Regions from separate parts of the Homo sapiens genome. Here region 2 is linked to region 1. The links are chromatin loops, found by intact Hi-C in ENCODE. Cell type or tissue: gastrocnemius medialis. All regions are shown on one strand. Each heading gives the region's core, and the rest is flanking DNA. Links, peaks and the distances in the headings are about the cores only. Region 1 overlaps RPTOR (regulatory associated protein of MTOR complex 1). Region 2 overlaps RPTOR (regulatory associated protein of MTOR complex 1).

Region 1 (12,631 bases), core at 6,016-8,515:
CTCTTAAAAGCCTTTATTTTTGCCAAAGCCTGGGCCCTGTTATCCTTAAATTATTCTCTAGTGCCTTGGCAAGTCAGAAAACATCACTTAAGGGAAAGGGAGTTTTCTCACTCGCTTCCGGTTTTCCGAATCCCTGCCACTTCATCCCTAAGCCAGAGGCAGTGGCTGGTGGCCCTCCAGGGTCACGCACGGTGTCTCATCAGGTCCGGCTGATTCGCAGCCCCTCCTGTAAACGTGAGCATGGAACAGGCCCTTCCTGCTTTCCAGCCTCAATATCCTCTCTGCCTTTTAAAAATATAAATCAACAGAGGAACAAGAAGGAAGATACAATGTTTAAAAAAATTGCTGTTTTGCCCAGACCCTTGATTGATGGTGTCTATTTTTTTGAGATGGAGTCTCACTCTGTTGCCCAGGCTGGAGTGCAGTGGCGCGGTCTCAGCTCACTGCAACCTCTGCCTCCTGGGTTCAAGCAATTCTCTGCCTCAGCCTCCCAAGTAGCTGGGATTACAGGCACCCGCCACCATGCCCGGCTAATTTTTTGTATTTTTAGTAGTGACAAGGTTTCACCATCTTGGCCAGGCTGGTCTTGAACTCCTGACCTTGTGATCCACCCGCCTCGGCCTCCCAAAGTGCTGGGATTACAGGCGTGAACGACCGCACCCAGCCCTGAACACCGTCTTCTCACGAGGAGCTCTGGACTCTCGTGGCCTGTGGGGTGCGTTTGCCCTCTGGCTTCGGCAGCTCGCCCGGAACTCAGTGCTGTGTGCCCCCAACAGGTGGCTCAGGAAGCCCAGGCAGGGGAACGAAGAGCGCCTAGGTTATGGAAGAGAGGGGAGAAAGTGACTTTTCTTCTTCTTTCTTTTTCAGGAAAAAGGTGACAGTGATATTTATGTGTTCATTTATTTACTTGGCCCTTTTTCTTTTCAATAGATCCAGGGTATACGGGTGCAGGTTTCTTGCATGCATGCACTGCGTAGTGGTGAAGTCTAGGCTTTGGGTGAACCTGCTACCCACATAGTGGGCATTATACCCCATAGGTAATTTCTCAGCCCTCAGCCCCTCGCACCTTTTGGAGTCTCCGGTGCCTGTTATTCCACCTGTGTGTCCCTGTGGACCCGTTGTTTAGCTCCCACTCACTTATACATGAGAACATGCAACAGTTGGTTTTCTGTTTCTGAGTTATTCCACTGAGCATAATGGCCTCCTGTTTCACCCATGTTGATGCAACAGACACGATTTCATTCTTTTTCTGGCTGAGTAGTATTCCATGATGCACAGACGCTGCAGTTTCCTCATCCAGTCCTCTGTTGAGGGGTGATCTCGGCTCACTGCAGCCGGAGCTCCGCCTCCTGGGTTAAAGTGATTCTTGTGCCTCAACCTCCAGAGTAGCTGGGATATCAGGTGTGCACCACCGCACCTGGCCAAGAGTGATTTTATAGGATGAAGTTTTAGTCCCTTTTCCTAGATGTCACAGATCAGTGTGAGCATTTCATTAGGAGGTCTATTTGCTCTCTCTCCGTGCATCATTTTTTTTACAAATAGAATGTGGGGTCTGAAAGTACAGGATTGTTATCAGGTGACAGCAGAATGACAAACTAGAGTGATGTTATACATACCATGTACATCGGGGACTCCAAAACCGCCCTGCTCATCAGGTGCCCGAGGCACCCTGGCCTGCAGCACCTGGCACTCCAGGGCTGGAACTGGAGAATCTTTTCTTATGAAGCAGCTCTTCCAGTATGCCTGTCTGAGCACTCTCTTCATATACAAGGCAAATGAAATTTGATAACCTTAGCAATTCTGTTTTAATTTGGTCGCCTCAGCTGGAGTGCAGTAGTATGATCATAGCTCGCTGCAACTTCCAACTCCTGGGGTCAGGCCACCCTCCTGACTCAGCCTCCTGAGTAGCTGGAACTGCATGCATGTGCCATCATGCCCGGCTCATTTTTGTATTTTTTGTAGAGACGGGGTTTCACCATGTTGGGCAGGCTGGTCTCGACCTCCTGGCCTCAAGCGATCCTCCAGCTTCAGCCTTCCAAAGTGTTTGCATTACAGTATTGAGCCTCTATGCCGGCCACCATGATTAATCTTTAGTTTGGGCTACCACAGGTGGAAAATAAATCTCAGTAACTCATTCAGCTCACCATCATTTACTTCTATAATTTCCATAGATCGTGGGATGGTCCGGAACAGGAGGTTTTTGTTTTGTTGTTTTTAAGTACAGAAACAACATTGGCTTTTTTTCTAAAAGCCAATCCCATTTTAAAAATAACTTTGCTTTATGTTGGCTTCAGTTTTTAAAAATCGTAAATCAACAAAAGGTGGCAGGAAGATGATGTAATGTTTGAGAAAAAAAAAACAGTACTTAACCTTTCCGCCAATACTCTTTATTGACGATGTTTCTTTGCAAATGAAATAATTGTAGCACCAAATCCCATGCTGCCCAAGGACCTCCGACGCCGACTCCCAGGCAGGTGGGCCCCCGAGGCCCCCGCGTGTGTTTCATCAGCACCTGCAGCTCCTACAGTGGGACACTCGGGACCACATCACGGTGGTGATTGTGAACCAGCGTCCCGCTTGCTTTTGTTGTTTGTAAGGAGCACATTCTAAGGAGACCTTTATTGCTGGGCTAGTGTCCTGGTAAAACAGTAACAGGAACTGGCCTTGATTAGACCTCTTCGCCCCGTCCTGCCACTTTTTCCATTTGTTCTGCAACTATTTACCTTAGAAACAGCCTTGTCCTTATTTACAGTGTTGGAAAAAAACAAAAAGAATCAGAAAACAATCTTTGTAAGCTTTAGATCTGATGATGTCTTTGATTTCTGACGATTGCAGCCATGGCGAGACCTGCCTCCTCTCCTCTCCCTGGGTCATCTAGAAACTTGAGCCTCAGGCAGCCTAGTGTTCCCTACACACAGAGAGTCAGTCCTTAAAACCTTGGGTGGTGGAGACATCTGGTAGCCGAACACTATGATGCTGACTTTACATCCGCTGGACACCTTGGTGCACACAGCTTTGTGCTAGACGCTTTACGGACTCTGCCTCATTGAACTTTGAGAATAAGCCCAAGTCAAGTACTGTTGTCTCCGTTTTTCTTGATAATGATATTGAAGTTTCCAGAAGTTAGGAATCTAAGCCAATTATTGGGCAGAGATGGAGGCAGGGTTAACATCAGGTTAGCCGGCCCCAGAGCCAGTGCTTTTCCTCCGACTGGCCCCTCAAACCTGAGTTCCAGGCAGCAGTGGCATGCGACAGCCCCCGAGTTAAGCATAGGAGAGGGATCCGGTTCCAGTTCACATATCCTGCGAGCAGTCCCACGTTCCTTTCCCAGCCTCTTAATCAGAGACTCTCAGCATCACCAGCACGGGGAACCTGCCACTCCTGGGTCCATGGTGAACCCAGCGTGGGAGCTGGCTCCGGGCACATAGAAGGGAAGTGAGGCCACATTCCCACTGCTCTTTCTCTGCCCCCAAGGCTGGACATGCTGGGATCCCCTCCATACCCCATCTGCCCCTCCAGCCTGGCTAGCCACCTCCTCTTGCTGCCACCTGTGACCTTCCCTGTCCCCCTCATCCTCCTGCCAGTGCTCTTCTCCCACCACAGGGAAGCTCCTCCCTCTCCACGGCTCCCCAGGGCCCATGCTCCTGACTCGGTGGCTCCTCCGTGGAAGTCGTGCTGGCCGACCCCCAGGAGCTTGACCCAGGTGGCCGCCATCTCCTCTCCCCTCCCCCGATCCTCCACCCTCACTGGCCTCCTCGTCCCTTTCCCCTGCCTCTCTTGAGGGTTTTCAAACTCATCCCAAACCTTCTTTTCTAGAGTTTGCTTTCCTTCACCCCTTCTTCTCTCAGCCTCTGGCCAGTGCTGCAGTCTCCTCCTCCCCATCTCCGTATTGGCACCCTGGTCAAACCCACCCCCTTCCACTCGCCTCCCCGACTTCCAGCCTCTTGCCAGGCCTGTCCCCAAAGCGAGCACACTGGACCAGTCACTGCTGCTTAACGTCGGCTGGTGGCTTCTGGATCTCAAAACAAACTGACCTCTCTGCATGCCGTCGGCGGGGCCTTTCCCTATCCGGCCCCTCCCCCATCACTGACCTCAGTCATACTGGTAGCCCGTGCATCCTCAGACACCCGGGCTTTTCCAGCCTCTCCACCTGCAACGCGGTAACCCCCTCATGTCACCTCCAGGACCCGCTGCCCAGCTGTGTCCTGTGCATCTTCTCCTGGGGGGAGGGAAAACCTCCGAGGCCTGCAGCGAGGCCAGGTCAGGGGCTCCCAGGGTCTGTGTGTTTAGGCATGGTGATGGGGCGGTCATTTGTTTAATGTCTGTCTCCCAGGCCACATGAAGGATGGGTGAGGTGGTCCCTACTGTCTGTGGTCACTCTCCTAGCACCCAGCGCAGCACCTGCCCCATAAACACCCCTTGGATGACTGGGGCATCGTGGATAGAAATGCTGTAGGTTGGAGGGAGTCGATGCACATGCCTTCCAGCATAGCCACCATTAAGGAAAAAATCAAAAGAAGTAATGCCATTAAAAGTGTAAAGCTTGGCCGGGCACGGTGGCTCACGCCTGTAATCCCAGCACTTTGGGAGGCCAAGGCGGGTGGATCACAAGGTCAGGAGATCAAGACCATCCTGCCTAATGCAGTGAAACCCCGTCTCTACTAAAAATACAAAAATAAATTAGCCGGTCATGGTGGCAGGCGCTTGTAGTCTTAACTACTCAGGAGGCTGAGGCAGGAGAATGGCATGAACCCGGGAGGTGGAGCTTGCAGTGAGCCGAGATTGCGCCACTGCACTCCAGCCTGGGCGACCGAGTGAGACTCTGTCTCAAAAAAAAAAAAAAGTGTAGAACTTTAATATAACAGAAAAAGTATGTGCAAAACCTCTGGCAGAGCCCACTCTAACTTATAAAGAACTCTGACATGTCAATAAGAAAAAGCCACATTTTGAAGTAGAAAACTAAACGCATGCAGGGCAAGTTTACTGGGGAAATGGCCCATCAACCTGCAAAATGTACTCCCCTTGAAATCCAAGAAATCCAGATGAAAAGGATGTATTTTCACCTGTCCTTTTGGCTAATAATAGTGTAATATGGGCTAGTATTGTCCCACAAGCTTTAAATTTATTATTTAATTTAATGAAACCCTTGTGGGCAGGTGTTGTGTTATATGTGTTTTATGAATTAATAAATCAAGGCTCAGCGACGTTAACTTGCCCAGAGTCACACCGCAGTGAGCGCTGCTGGGTGACCAGCTCAGGCAGCAGGAAGCTGGTGCCCACGTGCGTGCCGTCGAGAGTGTGAGTGGGTTCAGCCTCAGGGTCATTTGGTAACTTAAGTATATATGCTCCGACCTTACCTTTTTAATACTCACATTTATCTTAGTGGAAAAGAATCATGTACATGTGCCGATGTACCCATTAGGATATTGATCACAATCTTCTTTATCAGAGCAGCATTTTGGCCAGGCATGATGGCCCACGCCTGTAATCCCTACACTTCGGGAGGCTGAAGCGGGAGGGTTGCTTGAGCCAGAAGTTCAAGACCTGCATGGGCAATGTAGTGAGACCCCCATCTCTATAAAAAATACAAAAATTAACCAGGCATGGTGGTACATACCTGCGGTCCTAGCTACTCAGGGTTTGAGGTGGGAGGATCACTTGAGTCCAGGAGGTTGAGGCTGCAGTGAGCCATGATCTGGCATCTATACTCTAGCTTGGGCAACAGAGCAAGACCCTATCTCAAAAATAAATAAATAAAAATGGTAAAAGTAGGAACATTTTGATGATAATTTAAATATCTATCACTGGGGAAGTTGTTTAAAAGAATTGTGTACATTTGCATAACGGAAGTACTGTGCCGCCTTTGGGAATAATATGGTCAGTACATACCTACTGATATGAACAATGTTCACAGTGCATTGTTTAGTTTAAAAAGGAGCTGAGAAATAGAATCACATATTATCTAGTTCAAGATCAGTAAGAGAAGTGTGGACATAAAGAACAATGTCTGAGTTCATATACCTAAATGTCACCAGTGGGTTAGCTTTTTAAATGCAATTAAAGCATGTTTGTTCTAGTATTTTCTACATTGAGCATCTTTTATCTGTGTAATAAAGGCATAAAGCGTGTTTTCTTCACCTGTCTAAAAGCATGAACTTGTAAGGAAAGGAGCACCAGCTCTAGGTAACTGAAGCAGCAGACAGATCTGAACTGTGGTCAGACCGCTCCAAAGCTGGCAGCTCATGCAGCAGCGTTTCGGGGTTGCACACCAGTATGGTTTGCAGTGATACCATTTTCTTCTTGTTCTTCCAGGTGCTGTTAAGCCAAGTGCACCGGCTGAGAGCATTGGACTTGCTTGGAAGATTTTTGGACCTGGGTCCCTGGGCAGTGAGCCTGGTGCGTGCCTTCCGCATTAACCTGGGGGCTGAGGGAGGTGGGACAGAGATTAGGCTCCGTGTTTCAGTCTGTGCACGTATTTCATGATCCAGAGCCACCCCCAGCCGTGAGACCCAGGGCGAGTGTGTCCACCGTGTTGGTGTCCTGTCACTCCTGAGGCCCTCAAGGAGCCCACTCTGTACCCGTGCAGCCTGCAGTGCTGCCTGGCGTTTGGGGGTCTGGGGTTGTCGCCCCTCTTTATGTCTGATGTTAGACATAGGAGTGAGTGTGTTGTCGGCCGGTCACCTTTTCCTGAGCCGCCCCCAGCGCTGCGGAGGAGCAGGGCGCCCCTGAGCCTGACGCAGCACCCACCTCGTGGTGCTGCTTCCCCCAGGAGGAGTCTGGATCCTCAGCACTGTCTGCTCACCATCATGGCAGGCACAATTCGGAAACGCTCTTCTGGTTCCTCATTCTATAGCAGAGTAGTAATGGCCACTAAAAACACCCTGGCAGAGGCAGGATCAAGAAGCGACGTGCGTTTAACAAATAACTCACAGGGAAAGTAAAAGGAGGCTGAGAGGGAACCACAGAGTCAAGGAAACTCGAGAGACCTATGGCCAGCTGCCATGTACAGTAAACCTTACTTGGTTCTGTTGAAGTTCCAAAAATGAATACTCATAAAACAATTAGAAATTTTACAGGTGCTGGATTTATGTTATTCAAGAATCATTGTTCGTTTTTCTTGGGTGTGGTAACTGGATCATGTTTTTATAAAAGAGACCTAATTTTTTAGAGATAGACACTGAATATTCACCAATGAAATCACATGACATATGAGCCTTAATTTACTGTGCTTGGGAGCGGTGCGGTGGGGCGGTGGGTGCGGAACCGCTGTCACTAGCTGGGTGGTGAGTACCTGGGTTTGGTGTATTTAAGTATTTTCATCAGATAATGTTGACAAAGAGTGGTAATTGATAGTCCAGCACTGAAGGACGAGAGAAAACATCCAAAACTTGGAAGAATCATTCAGCACTCACCACTGGGCCATTTTCACTCCAGGTGCCTGAGGCCACAAATAGCTTGTAACAGAGTCAGGGCCTGAGTCATCGGAGGAAGGCTGGCGTGACTCGGTCACTTGGTGTGTGCGTGGTGGTGTCGCTTAGTCATCCTGGAAAGGCCTGCGTGGTATTGCGTGCACTCTAAGAAGACAGGAAGCATGTATTCATAACAGTTTAGAAAGAGTTTCATTTTTAAGGTTAATTTTTTAAAACCAGTTTCTTCCCTTTAAAGAATTAAGCTTCTGCTCATTGGAAATTTGCCTAATACATGAATCGAGGCTGGATAAACGAGGTATTTTTACAGGTACAGATTTTGCCTCTCAGGTGAGGGCCCAGCCACCCGAACCAGAGAAACTGCTCATACCTTGTTAAATGTGGCCTTTCACAGGGAAGGGACCCAGGCCTAGGTCCCACCACCACCTCCTGTCTTGGTTACAGGGGACCTCACTTATTGGAAGGTGATACCTTTAGGATATCTTTGAAATTCCAGCAGCTTTGAGATAAGGACACAGCAGAAACCCCTGGCTGTGGAGTGCAGCAGTACTTTGCCAGGCATCCTCCACACTGCAGTGCCCTCCACGCCCTCCCTCCCCTGCCTCTGAGGGCAGAGAGTCCCCTGAGAATGACATGGCCAGAACTGGGCGCCAGTGAGCCCCTGGGCAACCCCCGCTCCTCCCTGCCTTTCCCAGGGCAGGCATCTTTCTCCCAAGGTGTATCTGAAGTGCAAACATGAGTGTTGAGCAAGCTGGCCGTGCCGTCACGGAGAGGTGGCCGTGGTGTCACGGAGAGGTGGCCATGCCGTCACGGAGAGGTGGCCGTGCCGTCACAGGTGGCCGTGGCTCGTACGTGAGCAACACAGTGAAGGTGCCTGATGCTCTGCTGCCAAGAGCAGACGAGGCCACTGAGGGCAGGCAAGGGCCCCAGGCGCAAGCAGCCTGCGCCTCCACAAGGAAAAGCTGCCACCCGATTCATTCCAGTCTCTTGACACCAGTCAAGGCTGGCAGTATGTGGCAGCTTCTAGGAATAAATCAGAGATGAATAAATCTGGAGGAAGCCCCTCTTTACTTTAAGTGAGGCCCATTCATTCCTGTTGCGTTTCCCATATGTGCTGAAGATAGCACCGCAGCTGGTCCCGCGTGGCACCCCTGCTGCTGCCCGTTCCCTTGCTGCGGCACAGGTGCGCTGACGCCCTCCCTCGCCCCCAGGCCTTGTCTGTCGGCATCTTCCCCTACGTGCTGAAGCTGCTCCAGAGCTCGGCCCGAGAGCTGCGGCCACTTCTCGTTTTCATCTGGGCCAAGATCCTCGCAGTGGACAGCGTGAGTATCCCCGCCCTCCTCCCCAGAGTGATGTGAACCTGCCGGCCCTTCTGGGGATGCCGAGCCCTGCGTTTCCAGCCTGCCCTTTCTCCAGCCTCGCTCCCTCTCCAGGCACCGCCGTTCCCTTCCTCTCTTCTGGGGTAAAGTGGGACGCGCCCGCCTCGGCAGCCACCTCTGGGTCGTGGGGGCTGTCACCTACCTGTCCTGTCCCTGGCCTTCCCCTGGTACCCTGCGCTCAGTCCCCCCACACCGTCCTGTCCCTGGCCTTCCCCTGGTGCCCTGCACTCAGTCCCCCTGCCTGTGTCTGACCCCCGTAAGGCTGTCCCCGTGCTCCTGACCCTGACTGGAAGCAACCCCGCCATGGCATAAACTTGGCCTCTGCCTCGCCCAGACCCCGCATTGGCTCTCCTGTGCCCACCATTGCATTTCTCCCCCTCCTCAACCCTGCACAGGTGGTCTGGGCCAGGCCCCGAGGTGTTAGGGGCCACCCCCTTACACGGGGCTGTCCAGCTCTGTCCTCTCTGACGGGCATCAGCCCTGGCCCTGCAGCCATGTGTTCGCCCCTCAATCATCTAGGCCAGGGACCCATATTTAGCTATGTTAAGAGAGACACAAGGTCAGCTGTCCCTGTCCCCAGCGGCTTATGCTTGGGTGCTGGCAGGGGTTGCAGGTGACACCAGCCCTGTTGTGAGGCAGGGTCACCTCCTGCAGGAGCTACCAGCGAGATGGGTCAGAGGAGTGGGGCTGAGAAGTCGTGTGGGCGAGACCCGGCCTATGCTGAACTGGAAACGCCAGGAAGGGCCTTGAGGGGGTGGATGTCGGGCGGGGGTCCAAACATGGAGGTGGCAGGGAGGGCTGGGAAGACATTTAGAGGAGGGCAGGCCACTCCCTGTGGCTGTGTGCGGGGACACGCAGGGAGGCCCCATCCACGCAGACGGTGCACGGTTCCCGGTAGACACAGTTGAACTTCATTTAGCAGGCATGGGGATTATTACAGATTTTGGAACAAAGACATCAAAGAATGAAGCTGTGGTTTATAAACATTGCCTGGCCTCGGTGTCAAGTGGATTGTAGGGAAACACGGGGTGGAGAGCATTTTCCTCCAGGAGGGTGGGCAGAGGAGGTCGGGCTGCAGGGCTGGGAGGGCGGCACCAAGCCTGGGTTGGGAGAGGCGACTCGGGCTGAAGCCTGTGTGGCCGGCTGGGGCTCGGGGAGCCTTCCAGAGACAACTGGTCAGGAGCCCTGTGCGGCCTAGGAGCAGGGCTGGCCCGATGCCAAGACTGGGGACCTCGTCTACCCAGTGGTGATGGCAGGCGAGACCCTCGAAGGAAAATGTGGAAGGCTCAGCTGCGGGAGAACTCTCGAAAGCTCCTCGTGTGACACAGTGGAGAGGAGAGCTGTACAGAGTGGTGCAAAGGGTCTGGGAAGGGCTCATTTATAGAACGTGAAGATTCTAGAACAAAGGGTGTGTGCTGAGAATGGAGTTGGGGGATATGTTGCCCTCTGCAGGGTTGTTGGGGACAAAGATTTCCCAGAGATGCCTTTGCCTTTAGCTGTCCGTGTGCGGAGGGGCACACGTGTGTGATACAGAGCTGGGCTCGGAGCCAGGTTGGCAGGGAGCCCCGGGAAGAAGCCAAGTCAGTCTTGCTCTGGGGGTGCCGCCACGGGTGAGGAGAGCGGGACGGAGGAGCCGGCATCAGGGCAAGGCTGGCTTTGCTCCCTGCTTGGTTTTGAAGCAAACCAGCCCCAGCAACTCATTAGAAGGCCTGTAGGAGCAGGTCCACGTTCCCCCCGGACTTCGGCCAGCTGCTGTGTGCACGTGTGTGCGGGGGTGGTCATGTATGTGGGCGCTTGTGCGTGCATGTGTGTGTGGCGCCCTGTCAGGCGGCTTTCATATGCAAAGTCTCTTAATTCCTAAGTCCCCTGTGAAGTTAGCTTGAATTTGCAGCCTATTTACTGGTGAGGCGCCGCCCACAGGAGGGAGCAGGGGCCACATAGCTGCCATGCGAGGGGCCGGCACCCCACTGGGCCCCTGCGCCGGGTCTGGAGCTCCTTGCCCACACAGGGAAATGGAAGGTCTAGCAAAGTCACAGAGCAAGTACAGGAGAGTGCCAAGAACACCTTGGAGAGGCCATGGCTTGGAGCCGGGGAAGACCACCCTTTCCTTTTCTGTGTGGCAGGTGAGGGGAGAGTGGACGGAGCTTAAGCCCCCGGGGCTCCTGCCTGCTGCCCGGCGCTCCCCAGGCCACATTCTGTCAGCTCCTCCGTCCAGTCACTGGCACTGAGACCCAGCCTCATCCTTAGCCCTGTCAGCCATGTCGCACTGGCCACCAGGACCTGCTGTGCTCGCTGAAGCTGCCCTGTTGGGCTTTGTTCAGCCAAATTCACTGACCCTGTTGTCCAGGCACTGGCAGGCACCCCGAGCCACAGGCTCGTACCCCGCACTGTGCGCTCTCACCCGTCAGCCCTGCACACCCCACACAAAGCCACTGCTGTGTCTCCCACCCACAGCCGCTGCTGATTCAAGTCCAGCCCAGGCCATCAGGTCCCCAACTGTGCTGCCCACGGACCCCTGGGCCCCTGCTCAGCCCTTCTGCTCCCTGCACCCAGCCCTGACCATAGCCTCCCCACACCCCAAGTCCTCACGTACTACTTTGGTGTCACAGCTGAAGTCAGGGGGCAGTGGGGAGGCTGCTGCCGAAGCGGACGGTGAGGGCTTCCACCTTGGAGGCAGGCGTCAGTCGTACCCAGCACCAGTTGACCTCTCGCTGGTTCCGCTGATTCTTGTAGATTCCCTGGGATTTTCTGCTAGTTCACTGGTTCTTGTAGATTCCCTAGGATTTTATGTATATGCTCTCTCCAAGCAGAAGCAGCTTCCAGCCCCTCTTCCGGTTCTGGGATCTCTCACTCTTTTTCTGGGCCTGGGGCACTGACCATGGCTCTGCTGGCACGGGTCGGCTACCGTGCTTGCCATCTCTCCCAGCTGCTCCTGATTTCCTGAGCTGGATGCGGGGAGCTGCTGCTCTTCCTCTCAGCACAGCTGAGGTTGACCTTGACCTCAGTTCAACCTTGAACCCTCCTGGGCCCAGTGCTCTGCACCTGGCTGTGACCAGAGAACGCTCCATAATGGTGACCTGAATACCATATATTTCAGCAAAATATTTTCCCTGCTACCCATTAAACTACAGATAAAGAATGACTGCTTTGAAAGATTGGCTAAAGCACTGGATTTAAGGTTAAAACCCTGAGTTTGATCCCATCACCGCATTTGCTCTTACAAGTCATTTTCACTTCCCTTGGCCATGATTTGCCTCTGTAAAATCATGAGCCTTCGGCCGTCTGCCTTCAGCCACAGTTCCAGAGCTCAGAACCAGGACGTGGAAAACTGCTGTGTAAATTATAGAGGAACAGGAACAGGACCAGGAAGGGGCACCACGTAAATCTCACATCTCTCCTGCCTGTCCCTGTTACACTAAAACCTTTTCTTGCTAAACAGAAAGCTTGGCTTTGTGGATCAGGACGCGAGAGGTGTGGGTCATTTCTATTTTACTCTTCTTCAAATTCACTGAAGAGCCACATTATGTAAACAAAGGGTGTTTGGCAGGAAGTCATTTTGAAACGTGGTTTCTGTCCTACACCCATATCTTCGTCATCTACATGGACACACTTAGAAATATCTTGGCACCTGGCCACGGATGAAGGACCATGTGTAGGGGCTCTGGGATGCACAAAACGGTGACCCTCACATGACACAAAGCCCAGGGTGAAGGGAGGAAGAGATGCCATCTGCATGCAGAGGTCTGGGATTACGGCCGCCTGAGCCTGCTCCCCAGCACCGCCAGTGCTGCAGGAACGTGTCTAAGCCAACTTTGATTCTCAGAC
Region 2 (5,942 bases), core at 3,281-5,780, 100 kb before region 1:
TGATCACACTGAATGGGGAAATGAAGTTTCTAGTAGGCATATTTGGGATAAAGCTCTTTCTACATCTACCTGTCCGACTGCTCCCTCGGCAACCACAGAATGCTTCCAGTGTCCAGTGTGCTCCAGGAGGCATTGGGCCAAGCGCCCGTGCATCTCAGGGTGCAGGCTGAGATAGGCACGGCAGATGCAAACCCAGCAGCGTCTGGACCACGGGAGCTTTGTCTCTCCACCGGACAAGACACAGACTTCTTGGTCCCTAAGGAAGTCCCCTTCAAACCTGCTGAGTTCTCATGTGGCTCCTGTACACTGGAGACTCGCCCCACCACCCCATGCCATCCTATGTTCTAGTGCTGACTTGGAAGAAAGGTGGGTTGGTATGAAAAGTGTTAGATTTCAGAAGCTTGGCACAAATGGTTGGCAGCGATGGAGGGACTGCAGTGTTTAGAGGCCATGGTGGGAGGACCTGTTGGATGGAGGGACTGCAGTGTTTGGAGGCCGTGGCGGGAGGACCTGTTGGGTGGATGGAGGGACTGCGGTGTGTGTTTAGAGGCCGTGGCGGGAGGACCTGTTGGGTGGATGGAGGGACTGCGGTGTGTGTTTAGAGGCCGTGGCGGGAGGACCTGTTGGGTGGATGGAGGGACTGCGGTGTGTGTTTAGAGGCCGTGGCGTGAGGACCTGTTGGGTGGATGGAGGGGCTGCGGTGTGTGTTTGGAGGCCGTGGCGGGAGGGCCTGTTGGGTGGATGGAGGGGCTGCGGTGTGTGTTTGGAGGCCGTGGCGGGAGGGCCTGTTGGGTGGATGGGGGGGCTGCGGTGTGTGTTTGGAGGCCGTGGCGGGAGGGCCTGTTGGGTGGATGGGGGGGCTGCGGTGTGTGTTTGGAGGCCGTGGCGGGAGGGCCTGTTGGGTGGATGGGGGGGCTGCGGTGTGTGTTTGGAGGCCGTGGCGGGAGGGCCTGTTGGGTGGATGGGGGGGCTGCGGTGTGTGTTTGGAAGCCTTGGCGGGAGGGCCTGTTGGATGGAGGGACTGCGGTGTGTGTTTAGAGGCCATGGCGGGAGGACCTGTTGGGTGGATGGAGGGGCTGCGGTGTGTGTTTGGAGGCCGTGGCGGGAGGACCTGTTGGATGGAGGGACTGTGGTGTGTGTTTAGAGGCCGTGGCGAGAGGACCTGTTGGGTGGATGGAGGGACTGCGGTGTGTGTTTAGAGGCTGTGGCGGGAGGACCTGTTGGGTGGATGGAGGGGCTGCGGTGTGTGTTTGGAGGCCGTGGCGGGAGGACCTGTTGGGTGGATGGAGGGGCTGCGGTGTGTGTTTAGAGGCCGTGGCGGGAGGACCTGTTGGGTGGATGGAGGGGCTGCGGTGTGTGTTTGGAGGCCGTGGCGGGAGGACCTGTTGGGTGGATGGAGGGGCTGCGGTGTGTGTTTGGAGGCCGTGGCGGGAGGGCCTGTTGGGTGGATGGAGGGGCTGCGGTGTGTGTTTGGAGGCCGTGGCGGGAGGGCCTGTTGGGTGGATGGAGGGGCTGCGGTGTGTGTTTGGAGGCCGTGGCGGGAGGACCTGTTGGATGGAGGGACTGCGGTGTGTGTTTAGAGGCCGTGGCAAGAGGACCTGTTGGGTGGATGGAGGGGCTGCGGTGTGTGTTTGGAGGCCGTGGCGGGAGGGCCTGTTGGGTGGATGGAGGGGCTGCGGTGTGTGTTTGGAGGCCGTGGCGGGAGGACCTGTTGGATGGAGGGACTGCGGTGTGAGTTTAGAGGCCGTGGCAGGAGGACCTGTTGGGTGGATGGAGGGGCTGCGGTGTGTGTTTGGAGGCTGTGGCGGGAGGGCCTGTTGGGTGGATGGAGGGGCTGCGGTGTGTGTTTGGAGGCCGTGGCGGGAGGACCTGTTGGATGGAGGGACTGCGGTGTGTGTTTAGACGCCGTGGCGGGAGGACCTGTTGGGTGGATGGAGGGGCTGCGGGGTGTGTTTAGAGGCCGTGGCGGGAGGACCTGTTGGGTGGATGGAGGGGCTGCGGTGTGTGTTTGGAGGCCGTGGCGGGAGGACCTGTTGGGTGGATGGAGGGGCTGCGGTGTGTGTTTGGAGGCTGTGGCGGGAGGACCTGTTGGGTGGATGGAGGGGCTGCGGTGTGTGTTTGGAGGCTGTGGCGGGAGAGCCTGCTGCTCAGTTCTCAGGACTGGTTAGAAAGTAAATTTAACGTAGGAGCAACTTAACAAAAAGAAAAGCTTTTCATTTTGGGGGCTTTTTTTGTTTGTCTTTAGAGATGGCTTTGCTCTGTCACCCAGGCTGGAGTGCAGTGGTGCCACCACAGCTCACTGCCACCTTGAACTCCTGAGCCCAAGGGATCCTCCCACCTCGGCCTCCTGAGTAGCTGGGACTGCAGGCATGCACCACTACACCAGGCTGATTTTAAACAACTTTTTGTAGAGACAGGGGTCTTGCCATATTGCCCAGGCTGGTCTCAAACTCCAGAGCTCAAGCAATCCTCACACCTCAGCCTCTTGAGAAGCCAGGACTACAGGCATGCACCACCACACCTGGCTAATTAAAAAAAAATTTTGGAGTGATGGGGTCTTTCCATCTTGCCCAGGCTGATCTTGAACTCCTGGGTTCAAGTGATCCTCCCACCTCAGCCTCCCAAAGTGCTGGTATTACAGATGTGAGCCACCACACCTGGTTATATAAAAAGAAAACCTAAAACTAGTAAACCACACTGATATTTTTTGCTATATTTCTGCTATATACATGTCCTTTTGAAAAGGAAAATAGGAATATTGAACTTAGTTTTTGCGTAAAGGGCCATTTCCTCCCACTTAAAGTTGTTTCCTTTTTAATCCTCTGCCAGCCATTCTTACGTGGCCAGTGGTAGTGGTGCTGATTAAAATAACACAAGTCTGCCAGCAGTCCCAGACAGACATCGCAAATGGCGCCTTCCACAGTTCAGGACTGTGTGCTTCACTCCACGGAGGTCTGCCTCAGATGCCTCCCTCCCAGCCCCTTTCCGGAGGCCAGGGAGAGTGCGTTTCCACCAAGCGCAGGAGTCAGCACTTCCTCATAGCCTTCCCGTGCCCTCCCAGCACCAGGCACACATGGCCGCTCCCACCTATCCCATCCACCTGTTGTGACGCGGGTCTGAGTAGCTGCAGGTCCACGTCGTTCCTGGACCCATCATCTGGCTTAGTGGGCCTGTCACAGCAGACCTGGAAACTAATTTTCTGTGTACAGCAGGTTGCATTGCCGATGCTATTTTAGCTTATGGAGCCCAGAGCCCAGGAAATGGTTTTAAACATGATTTTGCCTTCCCTCTTCCCTCTTGTTTAAAAAAACCCACTCCTTGGTGGTTCTTGGTGATTGTTGCGTGGCATGTAAATATCCCTAATGTCACCGAACTGTACATTTGAAACAGTTAACATGGCAAATTTTATGCTACAGGTAATTTATCATCATAAAAAAAACCTCATTCCTCTAGAAATTGCAGTTTTTATTGAAAAAGTTAAATTATATTTATTATTAAGTATATGAGAATTTGATTTGTACTCTGGGTTTAATGTTCCTGTGGTAGAATGGGTTATTAATAAAACTAGCAGTCATTAGTACCTTCCAGCTGAGAAATTTGAGATGTTAAAAACAAAGTTTGTCAGAGTCAGATGACAGTGCGTTCTGTACCATCACCGTGGTGCGAGGTGGCTGTGAGTGAATACAGCTCTGTGTGTATTTCATTCCGAAAGCACTGGGCGTGCTGTCTGGAGAGGGCTCGGCAGCTTTCGTGTTGGCGTCGTAGGTGCTTGGTGGAGATTCAGAAGGACCCAGATGGGATAATGGGGCAAAAGCAGCCCTAAAATCAGGGGCAGTGCCCGGCACTCTGGACGCATGTGCTGGCCCAGCTGCAGGGCAGTCCGTGTCATCTTTGGGGACTCTGTGTCCTCGTCGTCACAGCTCTTTTAACATGGAGCTGAAACCTCATGGGGTTGGTAAAAAGCAGATGAAATAGTATATGTGAAGAGCCGTGAGAAATACTAAGAACTACGCAACTAAAAGTAAGGAGCAAGGAAGGAGCAAAAATGCAGACACAGACACATTCTCTCCCCGTCAAGCCGGGGAGCGCATCGCAGCCCTCGGTGATTAAAAGCCACACACTCTGGACACATCTCACCCCCACCCATATTCATCGTCACTTACAATATTCATTTACAATAGCGCCTCCTCTTCATGGAGGCCTGCCACAGTCTGAGTAAACAAAAGTGATCTTGTCCCTGTGGTATTCACAAAACAAGCCCTAGGAATTGTGTAAGTCACAAACAGCGTCCAGGCCCTGGATCTGGGACGACCAGTCTCTGTCATGCGATGCTCCAGCCCTCATGCTGACCGCTTGGTCCACGACCCCGCATTAGCAGGTGGCGCTCTCAGTCTGAAGCCTCATTCTGTACCTTGTTGTTCCACATCCCCAGCCTAGATGGGCAGATGAGGTTGGCCCCTACAGCAGAATGCTTTCCATTACAGCCGAATTATAGGTATTTGTAGACACGTGAATGAAGGAGTTCTGCAAGCTGTGTGGCCCGGTATGATCGGCATTTTTGGGGTTTTCTGTTTTCATTCCTTTAGCTATCTACATGACATGCCCAGGCATCACATTTCAGGGTAACTGAAGAGAAGGCAATGCAGATTCCATCTCACAGCCTGTGGTGTGTTCTTCTTGTTTTGTCTGTTCCCTGTCTCTTTCTGTCCCTTTGTTTCCTGCTACCCTTTCCCCTCTCCCCTCTCCCCACAACAAAGGACCAGCCTTGATGATAGTGCAGGAGGGACTTTGCAAGCCAAGCTCTCCCAGGGCCCATGGGGCCTCCCTTCCAGCAGGTGGGCCCTGCATGCAGCCCACAGTGTCTGAGGACTCTGCATCCCCGGAAGGGAGGCATTGCTTGTGCGCAGCTGCTGTGCCTCCCCCAGCTGAAAGCATTCTGTTTGGTGGAACTGGTTCTGATATTTTCCAGCTCTTCTCAATTATTTCCAGGAGCAGGCAGAGCAGTGTGTGTACATAATCCCTCATGTGTTATACTTATTAAATTTTACTGGCCAAAATGCCAGGAATTCTTGTGAACTTCATTATTTCTGAAAACGACAGCAAAACCTCTTGTGGATTACCGAAATGGCCACATGCAGGCAACGTAGGTAGCCAGGGAAAGGAATCACAATCTCAGTGCTAGTATAATTAGTCCTTGGTGGTATAAGGATCCTGTTTTGTTGAATGCTGTGGTTTTTTGGTAAAACAGGAACCCACCTGGTATCCATGGCAGGGTATAGCAAACTCGTGTATCAGACAGTCCTGTCATTTTTTAAACCTTTGAATGTAATGCATTATTTAAAAAGAAGGAAGAGTTACACTTTCAGTTAGATTTCATTTGGTAAAAAGTGAAATTTTCTGTGCATTTTAGTAGTAAACAACAATTCACTTAGTGCCTTTCTTCCTAAAATGGCACTGTGATATCAGCTTCACATATGATACTTTTACGTGACAAGTCTCATTGAAATAAATACCAACCGGCATTACTATCCCTACTTTAAAGAGAGATTAAATTTTGAATTCAAAAACACCTCACCTTTCTCCCTGATTACAAAATTAATGCACATTTGTTTGTAGAACATTTAGAGAAATCCGATGAAGATGGGAGGAGATAAAATCCCCCTAATCCCCCACTCGGGGATGAGTGCTCGCTCTGTCTGTTTTTCAGTCTCTTTTGATGGGTCGCTTTAGTCAGCCCACTCAAACTCACATTTTGTGGTTTGCCTTTGTGTTGGTGATGGAGTTCACATCATATAACCTGAACGTCTTCCCATGTCATTAAACACAACAAAATAAGGTTAGGATAGATTAAGATTGAACGTTTAGGCCGGGCGCGGTGGCTCACGCCTGTAATCCCAGCACTTTGGGAGGCCGAGACGGGCGGATCACGAGGTCAGGAGATC

What was found. Peaks named below come from ENCODE experiments on the same cell type or tissue, not always from the same donor. Only the 100,000 strongest peaks of a DNase experiment are listed, where the experiment ranks them.
Region 2: it touches region 1 in a loop (6-fold over the local background); 4 of 110 quality-filtered maps call a loop at or near these places.

The regions. Positions count from the first base shown.
Region 1 is chr17:80,849,152-80,861,782 of GRCh38, forward strand. It overlaps RPTOR (regulatory associated protein of MTOR complex 1), which reads left to right. Exons shown (of 34, transcript NM_020761.3): 12 at 6,313-6,396; 13 at 8,639-8,749. Among named protein-coding and RNA genes, the nearest start is that of CHMP6, 140 kb to the right of the region's middle. RefSeq lists enhancers at 6,094-6,625, 6,626-7,156, 6,819-8,018, 7,338-7,632, 7,369-7,518 and 3 more. In gastrocnemius medialis, for the core only: no CTCF peak of the experiment used is centred there; a DNase peak (open chromatin) is centred at 7,510; H3K27ac peaks cover 2,500 bases.
Region 2 is chr17:80,747,489-80,753,430 of GRCh38, forward strand. The region is part of intron 5 of RPTOR (regulatory associated protein of MTOR complex 1); the gene reads left to right. Among named protein-coding and RNA genes, the nearest start is that of RPTOR, 210 kb to the left of the region's middle. RefSeq lists enhancers at 803-1,304, 1,305-1,804. In gastrocnemius medialis, for the core only: no CTCF peak of the experiment used is centred there; DNase peaks (open chromatin) are centred at 3,763 and 4,293; H3K4me3 peaks cover 1,435 bases; H3K27ac peaks cover 2,500 bases.